Regions from separate parts of the Homo sapiens genome. Here region 2 is linked to region 1. Evidence: read pairs that join two places in POLR2A ChIA-PET (ENCODE). Cell type or tissue: B cell. All regions are shown on one strand. Each heading gives the region's core, and the rest is flanking DNA. Links, peaks and the distances in the headings are about the cores only.

Region 1 (4,817 bases), core at 260-4,259:
AGGTCGGGAGTTCGAGACCAGCCTGCCCAACATGGTGAAACCCCATATCTACTAAAAATACAAAAATTAGCTGGGCATGGTGGCAGGTGCCTGTAATCCCAGCTATTATTGAGGCTGAGGCAGGAGAATCACTTGAACCGGGAGGTGGAGGTTGCAGTGAGCCGAGATGGCACCACTGCACTCCATCCTGGGCAACAGAGACTGTATCTCAGAGAAAAAAAAAAGGGGGGGGGCAGGTGTTTTGTCTCACGCCTGTAATCCCAGCACTTCGGGAAGCCGAGGCGGGCAGATCACAAGGTCAGGAGTTCGAGACCAGCCTGGGCGACATGGTGAAACCCCCGTGTCTACTAAAAATACAAAAATTAGCCAGGCGTGGTGGCGCATGCCTGTAATCCCAGCTACTCGGGAGGCTGAGGCAGGAGAATCATTTGAACCCAGGAGGCAGAGGTTGCGGTGAGCTGAGATTGCGCCACTGCACTCCAGCCTGGGTGACAGAACAAGACTCTGTCTCAAACAAACAAACAAAAAACGATCTGTCCTCTGGTGACACGGGAGCCTGGATGCCTTGCTGGAGTGGATAGTCTGTGGCTCGGGGGAGACTCTCTAGGAGCCCCCAGGCCACCCTGTTCCTTCCTGCAAGGCTACTTGCTGCCCTGACCCCTCTGAGGGGCAGGCAGGGAGGGGAGAGGCACTGGGGAAACTGCAGGGGGATGTGGTTGTGATCCAGGCCTGTGGAGGGAGTGCTGGGGAAGGGGAGACTTCAGCAAGGGCAGATGAAGCCTTGTTTTTTCCTTTTTTCTTTCTTTCTTTTTTTTTTTTTTTTTTTTTGCGATGGAGTCTCGCCCTGTTGCCCAGGCTGGAGTGCAGTGGCGTGATCTCAGTTCACTGCAAGCTCTGCCTCCCGGGTTCATGCCCTTCTCCTGCCTCAGCTTCCCAAGTAGCTGGGACTACAGGCGCCCACCATCACGCCCGGCTAATTTTTTGTATTTTTAGTAGAGACGGGGTTTCACCCTGTTAGCCAGGATGGTCTCGATCTCCTGACCTCGTGATCCACCTGCCTCGGCCTCCCAAAGTGCTGGGATTACAGGCGTGAGCCACTGCTCCCAGCCAGATGAAGCATTGTGACTCTAGGGCATGTAAATTCCCTGGCAGCCAGGCCCTGGGAGCACCCCTCCCCTCCTGTGCCCTTGACACCTACCTCAGTGAGGCAGCCCCAGCAGCCGGGCAGTGGGCGGCAGAGAAGGGTGTCCTGGGACAGAGGTTTTCCTAGTCTTTCTTCAGAATGGAGGAAGCCCCTGGGGTGCCTGGACTTCCTGTAGGACCCAGGGAAGAAAGATGGCCATTCTCCCTGTCGCGTGATGGGGGCTCCAGCTGTTTTACACAAGAAGACATATAACTTTCATGGTTAAGAGCAGGGGTTCTGGGCCTGATGGCTTGGGTTCGAATCCCGGCTCCTATGCATGCCAGCTGTGTTACATACTTCTAGACAAATTACATAACTTCTCTGTGCCTCACTTTCCTCCACTGCAAAACGAGGAGTCCTGAGCAGGTGAGATCCCCTGACAGCTCTCGGGACAGCTGGAGTGCTCAGTGAAAGCTCTTCGTGCAATCACTGCGGAGGGTGACCAGGGACATCGATAGGACGCTGGAGGGATTACCCTATGTCCCCCGACCCGCCCGACTACAACAGCCTTGCAGATAAGCCACGAGCCTGCCTGCTCCTCCTCGTGAGTTGGAGACAGGAGAGGGAGCAGAGTTCAGGGGCTTGTTTCTTTCTTTCTTTTTTTTTTGAGATGGAGTTTCGATTCTGTTGCCCAGGCTGGAGTGCAGTGGCGCAATCTCGGCTCACTGCAACCTCTGCCTCCCAGGTTCAAGTGATTCTCCTGCCTCAGCCTCCTGAGTAGCTGGGATTACAGGCCTGCGCCACCATGCCTGGCTAATTTTTGTATTTTTAGTAGAGACAGGGGTTTCACCATGTCGCCCAGGCTGGTCTCGAACTCCTGACCTTGTGATCTGCCCGCCTTGGCCTCCCAAAGTGCTGGGATTACAGGCGTGAGCCACGGTGCCTGGCCAGGACCCTCCATTTCTTTTTTTTTTTTTTTTTTTTTTTTTTGAGATGGAGTCTCGCTCTGTCACCCAGGCTGGAGTGCAGTGGTGCGATCTCAGCTCACTGCAAGCTCCGCCTCCCGGGTTCATGCCATTCTCCTGCCTCAGCCTCTCGAGTAGCTAGGACTACAGTCGCCTGCCACCACACCTGGCTAATTTTCTGTATTTTTAGTAGAGACTGGGTTTCACCGTATTAGCCAGGATGTTCTTGATTTCCTGATCGCGTGATCCTCCCGCCTCGGCCTCCCAAAGTGCTGGGATTACAGGTGTGAGCCACTGCGCCCGGCTGGACCCTCCATTTCTAATAAGCTCCTGGGAGAGTCCTCCCTGGTGCTCTGAGGGTGACTGACCGGCAAGGCACTTCTGGGGCCCCTAAGCCCTCCAACCTCAGCTGCTGTGGAGAGCTGACCCCCAGGGGAGTACGTCAGGGTGCTGGGTGGGGCACCAGTTTCAAGGATGCCCAACACAGCCCTCCCCTTGGGGCTGCAAGGCCCTGGGACCAGCGGCCCAGCCCTGTCCCCAGGCAGGTCCTCAGACCTAGGACCACAGGGGGGTCTGGGGCCCAGGCCAAGGGCAAACCTGCTGGGATCTGAGCCCCTCTTGGTGGCTTCCTGGTGTGTGCACATCCTTCCCCAGGCAGGAGAGGAAGCAGGGCCAGCTCCTTCTCCTCCCAGGGCAAGACCTGAAGTCTCTGTTTGTGTGTCTGTCAGACTTGCTGTGAGGGCCACAGTGTCTCCACTGAGGCCTTATCCAGCCTCCAGGAGGTCCCATTTTTCAGGGAAAGGGCCTGCTGCTGAAGGCTGTCACTCATCTGACTTCAAATCCCAGCTCTGCCACTTCCAGGCTGTGTGACTCCAGGCAAGTTGCTTAACCTCTCTGTGCCCACTACTTCTGTAAATGGGGATATCATGGGATTCTCGTGAGCTGTGAATAGCATCTGTTGATGTGTTTGTTTCTGTGCATTCAGACTTTCCCTCTTTCCTCAGGCACTTGCCGGGCAGCCTTCTGTGCCACATCCCTGACCCTGCCCCAGGGCACACCAGCTTCAGTGACAGGGATGGCTGGTGAACAGGAGGCCCAGGCCTGCTGCTCTGGCCGATGTAAATCCAAGGAGCTGTGATGACGCGGGAGAGGGGCGGTTTGGGAAAAAATGTGTGAAGGATGCCCCCGTGGGAGCAGGAGCCCCACTGGCAGGGGCAGGCCGGGGGTAACTCAGCCACAGGGAAGGGGCCCAGCCGGGGCTGGAGGGAGGGCCACCTGCAGAAATGAGCTGTGGGGGGGCGAGAAGGGCAGGCAGCTGGGGCTGAGGAAGACCAGCCCCCAAGACACCCATGGAGAAACTGAGGCAGAATCTGTACTTGGAGCCAGCCACCGCTCTCCACTGGCCCACACTGCTGTGATCCTTCCCACGCTGCGCGGCTGGCTGGAACCCAAACCCCCCACAGCGGGCCTGGCCTTCAGAGCTGGTTCCAGATGTTTAAATACCCAGCCTTCACCTCCCGTCACAGACACTTCCACTGGAAGGTGTTGGTGCCACATCCCCAGTGCTGCCAGGCTAATATGGGGTGGGGGCCTTGCAGCCCCAAGGGGAGGGCTGTGTTGAGCGTTCTGGACACTGGTGCCCCACCCAGCACCCAGCAGGGGCACTCTGCGCTGTGCTGCCCCTCCCCAGCTGCCTGGGCCACCAGTTCAGGAGAGCTCACCCCTTTGCAACCTTTCCCAACTCAATGCCACGCCAGGAAGTCAGGAGGGGGATGACCCTGCCACACTCTGCCCCCCAGCTCCCTTCCCACCATGCCCCGGGACCAAGACAGGAGGGCCAGCTGGGCCCAGGGCACTTCGCCAGTATCATCGGGTCCTCACCACAGCCCTCAAGGGGGTGTTCCTGTTCCACACACAGAAGACTGAGGCCCAGGGATGGGACTGGGTCGTGTGAAACGCCAGGCCATGCCCGGCCCCGCAGAGTCCTGCGTAGCTGCCCGGCCGGCCCAGGGCTCAGATCCCCTCCTCCAGGCCTGGCCCCAGCTGCTATTGGGGCCCACTGAGGCCTACTGGATCCTAACTGGATGCAATTAGGACATCACCTGATGCCCCTGTCAGGGTGGCTCCTCCCAACCGCTAGAGGACTCAGGCCAAAGGCATTTGGGGTGCAGCCCCCACCCTGGCCCTGGTGGGCCGGAGTCATGCTCTATGTGCCCCCCAGCTGTCCAAGCAGGGGTGTACAGAGACTCTGGGGTGGGGTGAGGGTGAGAGCCTGAGAAGGCTGTTGCGGAGGACACACCGGAAACTGTCACCAGGCCCTGCCCTCAGCCGACCCGGGCCAGGGCCAGGAGGGCCTCCTGGGGGCCGCCATCTTTCTGTTCTGGGAAGGCCAGGCTGGGGGTGAGCTCCATGGGGCTCCTGTGTCCTCATCCATTGGTGGGATGCGGCTCCCTCCCGGGGACCTCTCAGGGCACTGATAAGAGCCACCAGGACTAGGTTCAGCCCACAGCAGGTGGGATGCACCCGCCCCTTGGCGGGCCGGGGGTGGAGACCGGGAGTTTCTGGAGAAGGCCTTTCAGATTCTGAAGGCAGGCACTCCATGCCCCATCCCTGGAGCGCGAGTGACAAGTGTCTTTGTCACAGAAGGACAGAAAGGCCCTACGTGGCCCCTGAGCAGCTCTGGGGAACATTCTTGGTCCGGGTTCCTGTCTGGGGGTTCTGGAGTCTAG
Region 2 (4,817 bases), core at 408-4,407, 760 kb before region 1:
AGGTGGCTATGGAGAGATCAGTATTCAGACCTAACATCAATCTCCTTTTCAGCTGCATATCTCACTCCTATTCTCTGCTATACCCAGTCTCTGAGTGCGTGGCCTCGGGGGGATTCTGTAGGGACAGAGCACCTGCTTTCTCCCTCCAGCCCCACGCTGCTTTGTGGTTGCCAGATGGAAGTTGCATCTGTTGAATATTGCTATGCTGAGATGCACCAGTGACTGCCTCCGCAAATCTTTTTATTACTGGAGGTCGTAACTTGCCTCTTCCTTCACTCTCACTTGTAAGGCAGGCTCAGGAGGTTTGCTGATTGTGAGTGCATCATCGACCTTGATCAGGGAAATCTGTCCTGTTTTCCTTTATTTCTTCCTCTCATCCAGAAATTGTTGTCCTGGCACGAGAATCAGTAAACCTTTTTCTGTAAAGGGCCAGATAGTAAATATTCAAGGCTTCAGGGGGCGCGTGGTCTCTACTGCAACTACTTAACTCTGCTGTTGCAGCAAGAGAGAAGCCACAGACAACAGGTGGATAAACAGACGTGAGTGTATGCCAGTAAAACTTGATTTACAAAAATAACCAGGAGGCCAGATGTGGTTCATGGGCTGTGGCTTCCCAGCCGCGGCCTACTGGAATCCAAATCGGGTTCAGCACTTGGAGAAGCTGCTAGTATTGGTCCCTGGGCCTGTATCTGAAACCAGTACTAGCCATGGTCTGTGGAAGAGGTATCTTTTTTGTTTGACTCTATTCACCATCTAAGAGATACTGAGAGATCAGTGATTCGGCCCTGCCCAACTGAACAATAAATATCTTATATCTAGTTGTGAATTTTGAGAATTGCAGTGTTTAAATGAAGGGAAAGAGCTGCTTGTTTCATTTGGTAAATCCCTTATATGATAAAACATCTAGGAGAGAGGCTTTGTCACAAATCCAGTTGCCCATTTTGCTGTTTCCATGAAATATTTCAAAGTAGAGAAACTAATAGACTTCCATGTATCTGCTGCACAGATTGCCTTTTACTCCCAATATACTGGGGTGCTGTTGCCTGGCTGCACGGAAGGTTGTGGGGTGTGAGGGCACTTGGACATTCGGGCTTGCTGTGTCTCTGTTAGAAACTAATGGGGCGTTGTCCCTGAGCGTGAGGGACACCTCTGGCATCTTGTTTCCTCTACCTGAGGAAGTGCAGCCATGCTTGTTGGGAAGACTTGGGAGAGGACCATGTACCACTGAGGCAGGTAACACCCTTTGCCTCTGTACCTCCCTGTGGGCCTGGCAGTGGGGCTGGGCCCAGGGCCAGCAGTCCACCTACCCTGGCTAGGAACCTGAACTCCTGCATAATTTCAAGGCCCTTCTGGGCAACACCTTGCCTTGCCATGTGGACTGGCCACCTCATCTTTCCTTGTCTCCAGACACCCCCACCACCTCCTTCCCCCAGCCAGAGACTCCAGAATCCCAGATCCTCACAGCAAGACACATCCTCCCCCAGGGACCCCGTGTCTGTTCAGTGGAGAGGCTCTGGGAAGGGGAGGGAACGACTTCCTCTTTATTCCCGTAGCTTCCATTTGAGTGGCCGACAAGTGTCTCAAATAGCATTTCAGATTGTGCCCCCCCCCCACTCCACCCCCGCCTTCCTCCTAGAAAATGCAGCTGGTGCTCGTGTGCAGCCACTGTTCAGACACGTGGAGGCCACAGTGCTCGCTTGGAACCCTCTGGGACCACCGACTTTCAGTGGCTTCTACTGAAGGGAAGGGCCGACTATTTTGATTTGGGTTTGACAGATAATACTGAGTTTGAAAAATAATTTCCCATCATTAAGCCAGACATCAAGAGGCCAAAGTAAATTCTAGGTCATCTCTCCCCTCACTGAGTGAGTTCCCTGTAACCAGCATTCCAGAAGAGGGCGAAAGGGGAAGAATCAAGTCCTTTTTTTTTAGATGTTGCCCAAACCAGATCGCTAAACAGTATCATACCTTTTTACTGCGATTTCTTATCATTTTAAGATAGATACCCAGTTTTTATTTTAGGAGTAAACACTTAAACTGAGGAAGCACACCTGTTGTTTCTCACTTCCTATTCAGCCAACACTAATGCCTTCTCTGTACTGAGAACAGCTGATCCTCCCAAAGCGTGTGTGTCTCCCTGTCTTCGTGGGGCCCTTGCTGTTCTCACCATAAGCCCAGAAGACTCAAGGATGCTCAGCGGGTCGTGCAGCCCTCTCCACCACCTATTCCAGAAAGTCCTCCTCACCCTAAAAGGAAGCCCCATTCCCACCAGCAGTCACTCCTCACTCCCCTTCCCCCAGCCTCTAGCAGCTACCAGTCTGCTCTCTGTAGATGTGCCGATTCTGAATAGTTCATAGAAATGGAATCATGCAATATTTGTCCTTCTGTGTCTGGCTTCCTTTACTTCGCAGAATGCTTTCAAGGTCCATCCATGTTGTAGCGTGCGTCATACCTCATTCCCTTTTTTTTTTTTTTTTTGAGATGGAGTCTTGCTCTGTCGCCCAGGCTGGAGTGCAATGGCGTGATCTCGGCTCACTGCAACCTCCACCTCCCGGGTTCAAGCAATTCTCCTGCCTCAGCCTCCCGAGTAGCTGGGACTACAGGTGCACACCACCATGCCCAGCTAATTTTTGTATTTTTAGTAGAGACAGGGTTTCACCATGTTGGCCAGGATGGTCTCGAGCTCCTGACCTCGTGATCCGCCCGCCTCGGCCTCCCAAACGCTCGTTCCTTTTTATAGCTAATATTCTATTGTTTGGATATAGCACATTTCATTTCATCAGTTGATGGATATTTGAGTTGTTTCTACCTTTTGGCTATTGTGAATAATGCGCTGTGAACATTGTGTACCGATTTTTGTTTGAACACTTGTTTTCAGTTCTTTTGGGTATATGCCTAGGAGTGAGATTGCTGGGTCATATGGATGGTCATTTTTGTTTGTGTGTTTAAGACAGAGTCTCGCTCTGTTGCCCAGGCTGGAGTATAGTGGCGCCATCTCAGCTCACTGCAACCTCTAACTCCTGGGTTCAAGCGATTCTCCTGCCTCAGCCTCCCAAGTAGCTGGGATTACAGGCAAGCACCACCATGCCCGGCTAATTTTTGTATTCTTAGTAGGGATGGGGTTTCACCATGTTGGCCAGGCTGGTCTCAAACTTCTGACCTCAGGTGATCCACCCATCTCGGCCTCCCAAGGTGCTGGGATTACAAGCTTGAGCCACCATACCTGGCTTTGGATGGTAATTTTATGTTTAACTTGCCGAAGAACCACCAAACTGTTTTCCATATCAGCTGCCCCATTTTACATTCTCACCAGCAATATACAAGGGTTCCAATTGTAGTTCCACGTCCTTTATGACCCTTGTTTTTTGTTGAGACAGGGTCTCATTCTGTCACCTAGACTGGAATGCGATGGTACAATGATGGCTCACTGCAGCCTTGAACTCCTGGGCTCAAGCTGTCCTCTCGCCTCAGCTTCCTGAGTAGCTGGGACTACAGGTGCATGCCACCATACCTGGCTATTTTTTTTTAATGTAGAAAAGGGGTCTCACTATATTGCCCAGACTGGTCTTGAACTTACGGGCTTAAGCAATCCTCCTGCCTCAGCCTCCCAAAGTGCTGGGGTTAGAGGCATGAGCCATGGTGCCTGGCCATGCTAACAAGTTATTTTTCAGTTTGAAAAAGAATAGGTATCCCAGCAGGTGTGAAGTAGTATGTCATTGTAATTTTCATTTACATTTACCTAACATCTAAAGGTGGTGAGCATCTTTTCATGTGCTTGTTTGGCCATTTGTATATCTTTTTTGGTGAAATGCCTGTTCAAGTCCTTTGCCCATTTTTTAATCGGGTTTTCTTTTTGTTATTGAGTTGTTAGAGTTCTTTTCATATTCTGGATACTAGACCCTTATATAATTTGCAAATATGTTCTCCCATTCTGTGGGTTTTTTCACTTTCTTGATAGTATCCTTTGCACAAAAATGTTTAATTTTTATGAAGTCTGGTTTATCTGTTTTCTTTTTAGTTGCTTGCACCCTTGGTGTCATAGCTAAGAAACCATTATCAAATCCAGGGTCATGAAGCTTTACCTTTGTATTCTTCTAAGAGTTGTGTGGTTTCAGCTCTTCTGTTTAGGTTTGTGATTCATGTTGAAATCGTTTTTTTCCTGTGGTGTGAGGGGGGATCCACCTTTATTCTTGTCCATATGGCTCTCCAGTTGTCCCAGCATCATTTGTTAAAGACGCTGTTCTTTCCCTGGTGAATGGGCTTGGCTCTCAATTTTATTCCATCAATCTGTATGTCTGTCCTTATGCCAGTATCATACTACCTTGAGCCAGATGCACTTTTAAAAGATCCAAGGCTGGGTGCGGTGGCTCACCACACCTGTAATCCTAGCACTTTTGGGAGGCCACAGCAGATTGGATTGCTTGAGCTTAGGAGTTCAAGACCTGCCTGGACAACATAGTGAGACCTTGTCTCTACAAAAAATACAAAAATTAGCCAGATGTGGTGGTGAGTGCCTGTAGACTAAGCTACTCAGGAGGCTGAGGGAGGAGAATCATTTGAGCCCAGCAGGTTGAGGTTGCAGTGAGCTGTGGTTGTGCAATTGCACTCCAGCCTGAGTGACAGACAGACCCTGTCTCAAAAAAATTAAAAATAAAAATAAAGTATCTGAAAAGACATACAAAACTAGGTTTTGTCTGGGAGGACAAGTAGTTTGGTATTGCTGGAACATCAAGTGTGCATGGAAGTGGTTGTGTGAAGGCTGGAATTAAGGACGTGAGAGACAGTGACTGTGTGAAGGAGACGCAGCAAGCTCCGGA

Evidence for each region. ChIA-PET counts read pairs that join two places held together with the same protein. Peaks named below come from ENCODE experiments on the same cell type or tissue, not always from the same donor. Only the 100,000 strongest peaks of a DNase experiment are listed, where the experiment ranks them.
Region 2: POLR2A ChIA-PET joins it to region 1 with 6 read pairs; 5 of 35 experiments call an interaction of 5 or more read pairs at or near these places.

Annotation. Positions count from the first base shown.
Region 1 is chr14:102,534,848-102,539,664 of GRCh38, forward strand. It overlaps MIR4309 (microRNA 4309), which reads left to right and starts at 4,797; the gene lies at 4,797-4,817. In B cell, for the core only: no CTCF peak of the experiment used is centred there; no DNase peak of the experiment used is centred there.
Region 2 is chr14:101,774,421-101,779,237 of GRCh38, forward strand. The region is part of intron 2 of PPP2R5C (protein phosphatase 2 regulatory subunit B'gamma); the gene reads left to right. Among named protein-coding and RNA genes, the nearest start is that of PPP2R5C, 15 kb to the left of the region's middle. In B cell, for the core only: no CTCF peak of the experiment used is centred there; DNase peaks (open chromatin) are centred at 1,791 and 2,171; H3K4me3 peaks cover 526 bases; H3K27ac peaks cover 977 bases.